Regions from separate parts of the Homo sapiens genome. Here all the other regions are linked to region 1. A link is a loop called in an ENCODE intact Hi-C map of the cell type or tissue named here. Cell type or tissue: mammary epithelial cell. All regions are shown on one strand. Region 1 overlaps WHRN (whirlin). Region 2 overlaps ATP6V1G1 (ATPase H+ transporting V1 subunit G1). Region 3 overlaps AKNA (AT-hook transcription factor).

The links. Peaks named below come from ENCODE experiments on the same cell type or tissue, not always from the same donor. Only the 100,000 strongest peaks of a DNase experiment are listed, where the experiment ranks them.
Region 2: it touches region 1 in a loop (6-fold over the local background); 35 of 110 quality-filtered maps call a loop at or near these places.
Region 3: it touches region 1 in a loop (6-fold over the local background); 29 of 110 quality-filtered maps call a loop at or near these places.

The regions. Positions count from the first base shown.
Region 1 is chr9:114,403,522-114,407,521 of GRCh38, forward strand. It overlaps WHRN (whirlin), which reads right to left. Exons shown (of 12, transcript NM_015404.4): 9 at 2,834-3,371; 10 at 375-556. Among named protein-coding and RNA genes, the nearest start is that of AKNA, 18 kb to the left of the region's middle. RefSeq lists enhancers at 1,907-1,956, 1,936-2,437, 2,297-2,406. In mammary epithelial cell, a CTCF peak has its summit at 2,220 (motif pointing right); DNase peaks (open chromatin) are centred at 1,220 and 2,220; H3K4me3 peaks cover 171 bases; H3K27ac peaks cover 984 bases.
Region 2 is chr9:114,590,565-114,594,564 of GRCh38, forward strand. It overlaps ATP6V1G1 (ATPase H+ transporting V1 subunit G1), which reads left to right. Exons shown (of 3, transcript NM_004888.4): 2 at 1,988-2,088. Among named protein-coding and RNA genes, the nearest start is that of ATP6V1G1, 4.8 kb to the left of the region's middle. In mammary epithelial cell, a CTCF peak has its summit at 2,068 (motif pointing right); a DNase peak (open chromatin) is centred at 1,947; H3K4me3 peaks cover 308 bases; H3K27ac peaks cover 2,312 bases.
Region 3 is chr9:114,337,047-114,341,046 of GRCh38, forward strand. AKNA (AT-hook transcription factor) reads right to left here. Exons shown (of 22, transcript NM_001317950.2): 22 at 1-260. The coding sequence ends at 8. Among named protein-coding and RNA genes, the nearest start is that of ORM2, 9.2 kb to the left of the region's middle. In mammary epithelial cell, a CTCF peak has its summit at 2,237 (motif pointing right); no DNase peak of the experiment used is centred here.

The sequences.
Region 1 (4,000 bases):
AAAATCCCCGAGGCTCAGGAGGTTAAGGAGCTTGCCTAAGGCTGTCTGGTGGTGGCATCAGGACTTGAATCGAAGCCTGACTCCGAAGACTGTCTCAGCCACCTGGCCATGTCAAAACTGAGAGGAGCTTAAAGATTCCCAAGACCAATCTCAGCCTCAGCCCCTAGTGTCAGTGCAAAGGCAGAGCTGAAACTGGGCCTCCAGATTCCTAATCCAGTGCTCCTCCAGGACGTCCAAATCCCTCCAGTTATAGGGAGCTCACTACCTCCCTTTGTGGTCACTTGCCAAGCTGAGCCCTGGTCCCGGGACCTCCCATTCTGTGCCTGGGGCCCGTGTTCCTCTCAGCCCTCTGCATCCTCCTCCTCCTGGCTCACCGGTTTGTTGGCCCCATCTGTGGGCCTCTCGTTCCGAGGCAGCTCCTTGCTACTCCTGCTCTTGGTGGACACCGACTGCCTTCCTCGGCCTGGGGCGCTGGCCTCTGCCTCGCCAGCATCCACACCACTGTCCTCGCTTAGAGTCTGCCCGCTGTCCGAGAGCTGGGAGAGCGTAGAGGCTGCTGGAGAGGGGAAAAGGAAGAGAGAAGCAGCTTATATAGCTGGGGTCAGGGAGGGCTGCCTGGAGGCAGTGACGGAGATGGAGGCTGGAAGGCTGGGGGAATTCCCCAGGCAAAGATGGGGGAAGGAATGAAGAGATCGTGGGGCCAGAGGGCAGGTCCACTCCCTGCCACCCTCTCCACCTACTCAAGACCTGTCCTTTCAACCAGACCTGGTCTTGAAGGCTGTGACTTCCAGGACATCTGCCTGGATCTCCCAGTTCCCAGCCACTGGCATAATGATAAAACAGAGGTCAGGAGGCAAACCTAGCCCACAGATGTGGGTGTTTTCTTTGTTTTAAAACTCACATAATGCTACCAATTTTTAATGATGAACCAACACATTCAAATTAGAAGATTTCATATAAGTAATTTCTAGTTTCCCAAGAATAAAAGAGAAATTCCACCACACCTAGCCTGAACCCCTGCATGGCCCCTGCCTGAGCCGAGTGGTGGGCACATGCCCTCCAGCCACCAGTCAACTTCACTATGTGTGTAACAGCCTGGCCCCTGAGTTTGAGACCCTAACTTAAGAACACACACTCTGGAGTCTGGCAGGTCAGGTTTGAATTCCCACTGACCAGCTGTGCAAGCCTGGGCAAGTAACAGAGCCTCTCTAAGCCTCCTATGTTCTCCTTCTAATACAGAAATGATGGTGCCTAACCACTGGGGTGATTGTAAAAACTCACAGATCTGATGTATAGAATGGAGCAGTCCAGGGAATAGACTTGTGCTAGACTGCCTGGCTCCAGGGTGTGGGTTCTTAACCTAGGGTTTCAAACTCAGGGGCCCGGCTGTTATACACATAGTGAAGCAGCGTGGGTTGACTGGTGGGCTGGAGGGCATGTGCCCACCACTCAGCTCAGGCAGGGGCCATGCAGAGGTTCAGACCAGGTGTGGTGGAATTTCTCTTTTTCTCTTGGTAAGCTAGAAATTACTACTTTCTCTCTCTCTCTCTTTTTTTTTTTTTTTTTTTTTTGAGACAGATTCTCACTCTGTCATCTAGGCTGGAGTGCAGTGGTGCAATCTTGGCTCACTGCAACCTCTGCCTCCTGGGTTCAAGTGGTCCTCCCACCTCAGCCTTCTGAGTAGCTGGGACTACAGGTGCCCACCACACCTGGCTAATTATCGTATCTTTAGTAGAAATGGGGCTTTCAGCAAGTTGCCCAGGCTCCTGAGGTCGAAATCCTGACCTCAAATGACCTGCCCGTCTCCGCCTCCCAAAGTGCTTGGATTACAGGCATGAGCCACTGCACCTAGCCAGAAATTACTACTTTGTATGTCTCAGTTTGTTCATTTGTAAAATGGAGATAATAATAGTACCAACCTCATAGGGCTACTGGGAGGATTAAATGAGTTAATACTATAGGCAAGGCCCTTTGAACACTGGCACAAAGTGCTTATTGTTAGTACGGCTGTTAGCTCTTATTATCCCTGCATGTCCAGCTCAGTGCCAGCTCTAGAGACAGCAGTGATCCATCTGTGACAGCCCTGGGTCTTCTCACCACGTCTGCCTGCTCTCCCTCAGCTGCCTCCCCTCACTAGGCTGCGAGCGCCAGAGCCCTGCATTTTGCATCTTGGTCTGTGCAGGCGCTCAGGGAATGTCCTACGGGGCCTATGTATCACTGTAGCCGCAAGATGGCAGCAGAATCCAACAAAATGCTCCCAACTCACTCACAGGCGGGAGCTCCACAGCTTTCAGGGTGGGGAGGCAGGCTCTGCCCTTCCCTCTACCCCACAGCCCATGTCCTCTAGCAAACCGGGGCACAGCGTCAGCTGGCCTCCCCAAGATTCTTCCTGCACCCTGACCCTAGACCTGCCAGGGGTCCAGAGACTGCCACTTCAGTTTCCAGCATCTACTCCAGGCCAGGCCATGGCGGACAGGAAGGGAAGCCACCCCTGCCCTCCACGAGTTCAGTCCTCCTGGTGAACACAGGGTGGCCAGGGTAGGGGGAGCTGGAGAAGGCACCCCGACGCTCGCAGCAACCTGGCAGGACTGTCACTGTTATCTCCATTTTATGATGGGGAAAGCAAGGTGTAGACGGCAGCTTGTCCACAGTCACACAGCCAGTCAGTGGCAGAGCCGGGATTCAAACTGGGGTCTCCAACTCCCTTCGCCACTCTGGCCCTGAGCCCCCTCAACAAGTAGCTGGTCCCCCCCTTCACTGTGTCATCAGGTAGACTGACCTGAAGAGGACAGGGACCCCCAAGGACCACAGAGCCTGGCCTTGCTGTACTCACTGCGCGTCTGGGGCAGCGCCCTCACTTCATTGACGTCTGGCTCGCTGTCGGGGCGGTGGACCTCCACCATGACAAAGTGCTGGTTTGTGCCTGTCTGGTCTGGGTGGCCAGAGGGTGATGGGGGCAGAAGGCAGCCCCCAGCCACTGTGGCCTCTGCAGAGGGGCTTTTCAGGTGCGGGGGTGACTGGACCCGTGGGAAGGGGCCGATGGGGTGTTGGTTGACCAGGGCCAGATGGGCGTCCAGCGGCCTCTTGGAGCTGGGGTTGGCAGGGGAGACGGAGGCATAGATGGGGGAAGAGGGCAAGTCCTGTGCAGAGGAGGTCCCTGGGGTGGGTGCGGTGCCCGCTGGCGGGCTGCGGTTCTGTGGAGCCGAGAAGACAGTGCCCGAGCAGGAAGGCATGGAGGAAGGTGGCTGGAGGTCCTCTCTCCCCAGCTTCCTTGGCTGGCCTAGTGGGAGGTCGTTGCCTTGGGCCAGAGGTGGTGGGCGAGGCAGTGGCTTGAAGCTTGACAGCCCCTGGGAGGTGGATCTGACATCATCCTGCCAAAAGACCCAACAGGCGGAGAAGGAGTCAGACCCCATCACGCCTGGAAGAGGGGAGGCCGAGCAGCTGAGTGGTGCCAGGCCCAGCTGGAATTCTGTCCCCACTCTAACTGCTCTTGGCCACACTGCTCTGAATAATGCAACACCTGAGTGGAAAACTTCTCCCCTGCATCTCGGCAGCTGATAAGCGTTGGGATCTTGGCGGGTGTCTCTGGGGACAGCATCATTACCTTTGGGAACTGAAGTTCTTGGCATCAGCCAGAGCTTGTCACAGGGAACAAGACTTCATTAGAGACACGATGAAGAGGATGGAAATACAAAAAATGCATTTATTTGGCTTTTCTTTTTAGGGGGTGATCTTGAGTACTAGAGGCAAGAGGTATGAAAGGACTGGAGAGAGAATGGACAGGAGGAGATGGATACATGGGCTGGGGTGCTATGTGGCCCCAGGCAAGGCACAACACCTCTCTGAGTGCACCTCTGGGCAATGGGGAAAAGCACATCTACCCAGCAGAGGTGGTGTGGTGATGTCAAAAGCCACGTGAATACTGTTAGCACAGTGCCTGCGCCACAGCAGGTGCACAGTGAGGGGCAGCTATGGACACTGTGACTACCACTCCCCTCTG
Region 2 (4,000 bases), 190 kb after region 1:
GCGACTGCGCCTTGCCTGTCTCAGAATTGTTAATAGTTAGGAACAGAGAGGTAGTCAGAAGAACTGCAGTTTGAAAATTTGCCTTTCTTGATTTATAATTATGGTTGATTTGCCCAGTTAAGAGTTGGGAAGAGGCAGTATATAAAATGATCCCATCCAGTTTTTTTAATGAAATCATTGAGTTGGACCTTAAATTTTTTTTATTATTTTTTATTTTATTTTATATATTTTGTTTATTTATTTTTTTGAGATGGATTCTCGCTCTGTCGCCCCCAGGCAGGAGGGCAGTGGCGTGATCTCGGCTCACTACAATCTCTGCCTCCCAGGTTCAAGCGATTCTTCTGCCTCAGCCGCCCGAGTAGCTGGGACTACAGGTGCCTGCCACCATGCCCGGCTAGTTTTTGTGTTTTTAGTAGAGACAGGGTTTCACCATAGTGGCCAGGTTGGTCTCGAACTCCTGACCTTGTGATCTGCTCACCTTGGCCTCTCAAAGTGCTGGGATTACAGGCGTGAGCCAGCGCGCCCGGCGTGGACCTTAAAATTTTAAAAAAGTTTGTGTTAATGGCATATTTCATTGGAGTGAAACAAAACACTGGCTCCCATATGTAAGGCCCAAGAAGAACAAGATTTAAGAGAAATACGATTTTCTGTTTAAATATTTTTGATTTTTAGAGGCCCCTGTCAAAATTGAATGTTGAAGATGTTTGCCAAAGGCAGTAAATGGTATTATCCTGAGTTATAAATGCAGGGAGCCATGGGAGTTGGGAGGTGATGTCTTGTGAAATCATGCGGAGCTACTGCATAATGTTCAGGCCATGAGTGTTATTTATAGATTGTTGGTTTCGAAAGTATCTTTAGCTTTGAAATACAGCCCATTATAGCTGATGGGAAGATAGCATGTGAAGGATTGGGGTACAGGTGGCCGAAGCAGACAGTAGTAGGCCAGAAATAATACTGGAGTGAATGTGGACTTGCAGAAATAGTTCTTGGAGTTTTGAGAGAGAGACCTGTTAATTGTTTCAGACTAGCATCAGGGAATGTTGATGTCATGGGGTCATTTCATTACAGGTCCAAAGTTCTGTTCTGAATCAGGATGTGGAAGGTTAAGTTCATTTTCACTCATTCGCGTGGACTCTAGACAGTTGGTATACAATGATGTACAGTGTTGTATAACAAAGCTTAATTTTAGATGCAGGATGTCTTTTGCTCTCAAATAAATAGGTTGATGGTCTAGAACCTCTCTTTTTTTTTTTTTATTGGTGAGCGGAGACTCAAAGCAGAGATTATATGTTGGCTGTCCTTGTGGTCTGTTTTCATGTAGACTCTGACCAAACCTAGAGATTTTTTCCAGCTGTATGTTAAGCCACTCACTTCTAGAAACCAAAATACCTGTGTCTCCTCTTCTCTCAGCCACTTGTGCAGTCTTACTGTCCAGTACTCCTCATTCAGCATTCCTTCTCAGTCACCACTGTCCTTACTTCCTTGTGACAGGGACTGCTTTTAGTTTCCAGTGTTACATTATATAGTTGGTTCATTAGTTACATTATATGTTGCTGTCCCTTGCGAGCTTATTAGCCTTCTTGCTAAGCATCTGAGTAGGGTTGCACCTTTAATCAGCAGCATACTTAAGGTGTTTACTTCTGGAGAAGAGTTCCCTAGATGGTTAATGTTACTCATTTTATGTTGGTTCTTAATAGTTGAGATTGAGAGAATATTCTGACACATTCTACAATTTTTTTCCATCTTTTTAATGGGCTGTAGTTACAGAAGGTATTCATTTTTGTCTTGTCACTTCCTAGTTAAGTACAGCCTATAGGAGGGAGGAACCTGTACTGTTTGTTAGCTCTGAATTCCCTCTTTCCCATGCACATCTCTTCGGACTGTGTCATAATTTATTCTTGGCTTATTGTTATAATATACCATCTTGTCTCTGCTTGCTTTTCTACTTTTAACCACTTCCTGATATAGCTCTCTCCTTTGAAAACAGGAAAGAACCGGAGGCTGAAGCAGGCCAAAGAAGAAGCTCAGGCTGAAATTGAACAGTACCGCCTGCAGAGGGAGAAAGAATTCAAGGCCAAGGAAGCTGCGGTGGGGCACCATTTGTTTTTGTTACTGCTTTAGTTTCTGATCCCCTGTCCCGCCAAGGCTTTCAGAATATCCAGCATAGCTCAGAGATCCTGGTCGAAGTTTGAAAATGTGGTAGCTGTGTGTTTTATTGGCTGCTCAGGCATCTGTCTTTTAGGATGATCAGTTTTTCCATTCATATTGATTTCTAATTTTCATTTATTCACTCATTTAACACGTATCTGTTAAGCAGTTAACATGCGCCAGGTACTGTGCTAGATGCTAGGGATCAGTTGTGACCAGGAATAGACATGGTCCCTTCCCTCATGGAGTGTAGCTTACCATCCAGTGGTCAGGGAGACTCAGTAATACAGTGCAAATCATGCAGAGCTACTACTGAAAAATGCTGTGACGGTCATAAACATAAATCAAATGGAGCCCCACTTTAGTATATTGTATATAGTACAGACATTTACCAGTGATGTAGGCTATACTATGGTGCATACAATAATAGTACAAAAACAGATCACAGAAAGCATAGAGGAGGCAGGGACAATTGTGGAAAGGGGAAAGGATGGATAAGGGCCTCACAGAGAAAAGAAACTATCAGGACTCTTGGGTGCAGGTAACAAAATATAATTAAAACTGATTCTAAATGGGATGTATTGGCCTATATAATTAAAAACCCAAGAGCTTAAATAATATGCTCAGGACTTTCTCTCACCTCTGTGTTTGGCTTTGTATCATTCTCAAGTTCTACACTGTGGCCTCTAGTAGTTCCAGCATACACACTTCCAGGCCCAAGTCCAGTGAGTAAAGGCACATACCTCCCTCCTTGCATTAAGTAGCAAAAATTTTGATCAATTTTTTATTTTTTCTTTTTAAGAGACAGAGTCACACTCTATCATTCAGGCTTTAGTGCAGTGGTGTGATCATAGCTCACGGTGACCTGGAGCTTCTAGGCTTAAGCGATCCTCCCCTGCCCAGCCTTCTGAGTAGCTAGGACTGTAGGCATGATCCATCATGCTCAGCTAATTTTTTTTTTGTTTTTGTAGAGATAGGGTCTTGCTGTGTTGCCTTGGCTGGTCTCGAACTCCTGGCCTCAAGTGATCCTCACATCTCAACCTCCCAAAGTGCTGGATCATCTTTGTTCTTGGCAATTACAGTGCCATTAAAACGTGGCTGGGCATAGTGACTCACACCTGTAATCCCAATACTTTGGGAGGCTGAGGTGGGAGGATTGCTTGAAGCCACAAGTTCAAAACCAGCCTGGGCAATAAACCAAGACCCTGTCTCTACAAAAAAATAAGACAAATACAAATAAAACTTAACATGTTTCTTTGATTCTTGAACTGGGGCTGATAGGTGCTGTAAGTTGTCAGGCTGCTCATAAAACAATGTAGAAATACCCTTGTGTCAGGGCAGCCATCATCTTCATTTTTTTTTTTTTTTTTCTGAGACGGGGAGTTTTGCTCTTGTTGCCCAGGCTGGAGTGCAATGGCATGATCTCGGCTCACTGCAACCTCTGCCTCCCAGGTTCTAGCGATTCTTCCACCTCAACCTCCCGAGTAGCTGAAATTGCAGGCATGCGCCACCACATCCGGCTAAATTTGTATTTTTAGTAGAGATGGGGTTTCTCCTTGTTGGTCAGGCTTGTCTTGAACTCCCGACCGCAGGTGATCTGCCTGCCCCGGCCTCCCAGAGTGCTAGGATGACAGGTGTGAGCCACCGCGCCCAGCGCCCCCCGCCCCTTTTTTTTTTTTTTTCCTGTCCGAGATGTAGTCTTGCTCTGTCACCCAGGCTGGAGCGCAGTGGCGTCATCTCAGTTCACTACGACCTCCACCTCCCAGGTTCAAATGATTCTCCTGCCTCAGCCTCCCAAGTAGCTGAGACTGCAGGTGTGCGCCACCATGCCCGGCTAATTTTTGTATTTTTA
Region 3 (4,000 bases), 66 kb before region 1:
AGTGAAGTCAGAAGAGGCAGGAGCCCCGCAGGCTGTGAGCCTGGCGCAGGTCGGCTGACAGCGAGCTTCTCATCTGCCTGGTGGTAGAGCGGACGCTCTCGGCAGCCTGCACGGCCCGGCTCAGGGCCTTGTTGAGCTCCTCTAGGTCGCCCAGGTCGAGCTGGATGGAGTGCCGGTGTCTCCGGGCTGGTGGGGGAGAGGCTGTGGGCGGCCACTTGGCAGCTGGTTGGGCTGAGGTAGGTCCTGCAGGCGCATAGTACCTGAGGAGAGAAGTGAGTGGGCTCGTTACACATGGGGAGGGCTGGGGACAAGCCGAGGAGCACCGTGTGTGGGGTCAACCCCCTTCTAAATCCCAGCTGGGCCAGTGGCTCCTACTCTCTGGGTCTCAGTTTCTTTACCTCTAAAATGGGAATAATGGGCACACATCCAGGGATTTCTTAGAAAGATGAAGGAAGATAACAACATGAGTGCCTGACCCAGAACAGGTGTTCAAGGACAGGAAGTTCAATCTACCTGTTCATCTGATTTACTGCCCATCTAGTACATGCCAGCCAGCGTGCCAGGCTCTGGGGTTACAGTGGGACAAGAAAACATGGACTCCTGCAATCTTCTTGGAGCCGGATCTTGGGGAGGCCAGGATCACCCTAGGCTTGATAGCAAAACCCCCTCATGGAAGAATATCTGGGGGTTCCATTTGCCAAGCAAGGGGTGCTGGAGAAAGGCAATAATTAATAATTAATAATAGTAATAATAATAATAATAGGGATTCTGCAGGAGTGGGAGGGTCTGGCCCCATGTCCTGGGAAGTGGGTAGAAGAGCATCCTTCCTAGCCCAGTCCTATAGGAATGTGAGGTGTTGTTTTAAAGTGCTGTGGGAATGGGCTGACAAGCCCATTGAGATGAAGCACGGATTTCCCTAAGAGGTGACAATGGCATCCATCAGGGCCACTAAGTTTAGGGTTCAAGGAAACCAGCAGTGGGCAAGAGGGGGTGTGGCCTCAGCACTGTTAAATAAAGGGTGTGTGTGGTGGAGGAGGGAGATAAAGAAGCATGGACCTAAATCAGGAATAAGTTTAGGAGGACGCAGCAGAGTCATTCATTGGCATCTTGCTTGGCACACTGTAAACTCTGGCTTTATTCCTGAGCCCCTGCTGTCTAACTTGCATTGTTATACAGTGTGTAGAAACAGATGATCCAAACAGACATTTCTCCAAAGGAGCTATTCAAATGGACAATACGTACATGAAAAGATGCATATCCTTAGCCATCAGGAAATGCAAAGTGAAACCACTGCACACCCTCTAACATCAAAAAGGACAGATAGCAACAAGTGTTGACAAGAATGTGGAGAAACTGGAATCCTCAGCACTGCTGGTGGGAATGTAAATGGTGGAGCCACTGTGGAAAACAGTCTGACAGTTCCTCCAACAGTTAAACCCAGTGCCTAGCCCAGGGCTGGCATCCTCATCTTTGGTACCCATGTACCAGTTGGTGCCTTTATCTTTATTTTACAGATGAGCAAAGCGGAGCTCAGAGAAGCTAAGTGATTCAGGAGGCAGTAGAATGCACCAGCCTTAGCAGCTCAGGCCCTGGAGCCCTGCCCCAAATCCCAGTCATTCTGCTGGGCTACTCATGGGACTCTGGACAAGCTAAGTCACTTTGCAAGGCCTCTGTTTTCCCACCTAAAACGACCACAGTTAGCAACCTCTCAGCTTAGAGCTGATGGAAAATTCAGGTAAAAAGCTGGCACTGCCTGGCTCCGGTAAGTGCTCCATAAACGTGAGCTCCTAAGACCCAGAGTCAGACAGCTGGAAGGGGCAGCCATGGGTTCACACCTGGGCCCGACTCTCCCCACATATCTAATGTGTGCTAATTGGCAAGCAGCAGATGCTGATAAAATAATCTGAACTGTATGAACGGGCTTCTTGCATCCCCAAAACAGCAGCCTGCACTCCCTCCTCTAGGGACCGTCTGGTGTAAGTAACTACAGAGGCTCCTCAAATTACGATGGGGTTATGCCCCTATAAACCCGCTGTAAAGTCGAAAAATCATAAATCGAACCATTGTAAAAGTAGGGACTGTCTGGGCTGGGTTTTCATACACCCCCACCTTCTGTTAATTTGATGACCAACTTGGCCTGAAAGTTACCCAAAACTCTCCCTAGGGCCAACACTGAAAAAGTCCCTCTGGGCTGGAAAGTCTCGGCTGCAGGGGCTATGGGACGGCTGCCCAGCAGGGGGCAGCACAGGCCCACTCCGCTTTCCAAACTACACTGGTCTCAACCACTGGGCCCGTTCAGTCCTGCTGACCAGCAGCTGGAGAAATTTCAGGGTGTCACCAGCGCAAATTCTAGCAGCATTAGAAGCACCATCATTATTGGCAACTTCTATGTACTATGGGCTTTCCATGCATTAATTCATTCAATCCTCAGCACAACCCATTTCGCAGAGAAGGAAACTGAGGCATAGGTATAACCCGCCCATCCTGAGTTGGAAACAGCAACCTGGTGAGTTCTGCCCACAGGCCTGAGCCTGGAAGAATGTGAAATGGGGCCTCAGGAGAAGTAAAGACTCCATGGCTACCGTGGGGTCACCAAATTCTGGGCAAAACCTTTCCCGATCAATGAGTTGGAACACTGGCAGGCGCTTTCCCCCGTGTCTGCTGGAGGTCTGAGCATGCAGCATTGGTTCTCATCTCTGCTGGAGTGGAAGATTCCTTAGCGACTTGCTTAGACTCAGCTGAGAGGGCAGCAAGAAAGCAAATTTACATACCGGGCGCGGTGGCTACACCTTGTAATGCCAGTGCTTTGGGAGGCCAATGCGGGCAGATCACCTGAGGCCAGGAGGTCAAGACCAGCCTGGCCAACATGGCGAAACCCATCTCTACCAAAAATACCAAAAAAATTAGCCGGGTGTGGTGGCACACTATTGTATTCCCAGCTACTTGAGAGGAGGAGGCATGAGAATAGCTTGAATCTTGGAGATGGGGGTTGCAGTGAGCCAAGATGGCGCCACTGCACTCCAGCCTGGGCGACAAAGCCAGACCCTGTCTCAGAAAACACATATACATAAAAAATTTTTAAAAGCACATTTATAGGCCTGGTCCCCGAATAGAGGACCAGGGCTGGATGGCGCCTTGGGTCCCTGCTCCACCAAGCACCAGCCCTCACAGTGACGCAGGCCCTCACTGCCTACACACCCAGGCTTCTGGCAACACAGCCACTGAAGACATCCAGTCCCAATCGACTCATTTCACAGCAGGGGAAGCAGGCAGAGAAGTAGCTGCTGACAGCTGAGACAAGAAGACAGGTTTCCTACTTCTGGGGACTGGGCTTTTGTCCCTGCACAATCCTATCATGTTGAACCCACTTTTACTCCTTCTTCTTCCTACTAGTGACAACACTGAGCAATAGCAACATTCTCTGTGATGGCGAAGCTACTGTTTGCTCAGCAATGAGCACGTGACCAAATGGCACCACAAACTCCACACACTTCTCATTTGGTTCCTGCCACGTGCCACACTTAATCCTCACGCACAGGATTAAGTACGTGGTTGAGACTCTTCCTCCATTTAACAGATGGGGAAGTGGAGGCTCTGAGAGGAAGTTAGTTTGCCAAGGCCACAGTGCTACTAGGGGGCAGATGGGACTCCACGGTAGCTCTGGCCAACTCCAAACCCAAGCCACTTCTGTCTCGGCTGCCCTGCCTCTCCTGGCTTGACTGATGTTACGTCCAGAATCTGTGCAAAAAGTCCTACAATATTCCCGACCAGGACTCCCCAGAGATGTCCAGGTCATCAAAAACAAGGAAGGTCTGAGGATCTGTCACAGCCGAGGGGGCGTAAGGAGGCATGGCAATCGCATACCACATGGGATCGTGGATGGGATCCTGGAACAGAGACAGGACTTTGGAGGAAAACGGCCTGAAGGAACTACGAACTTCAGTTACCAATAATGTATGGATATTGCTTCACTAACGTGGCCAATGTGCCACATTATTGT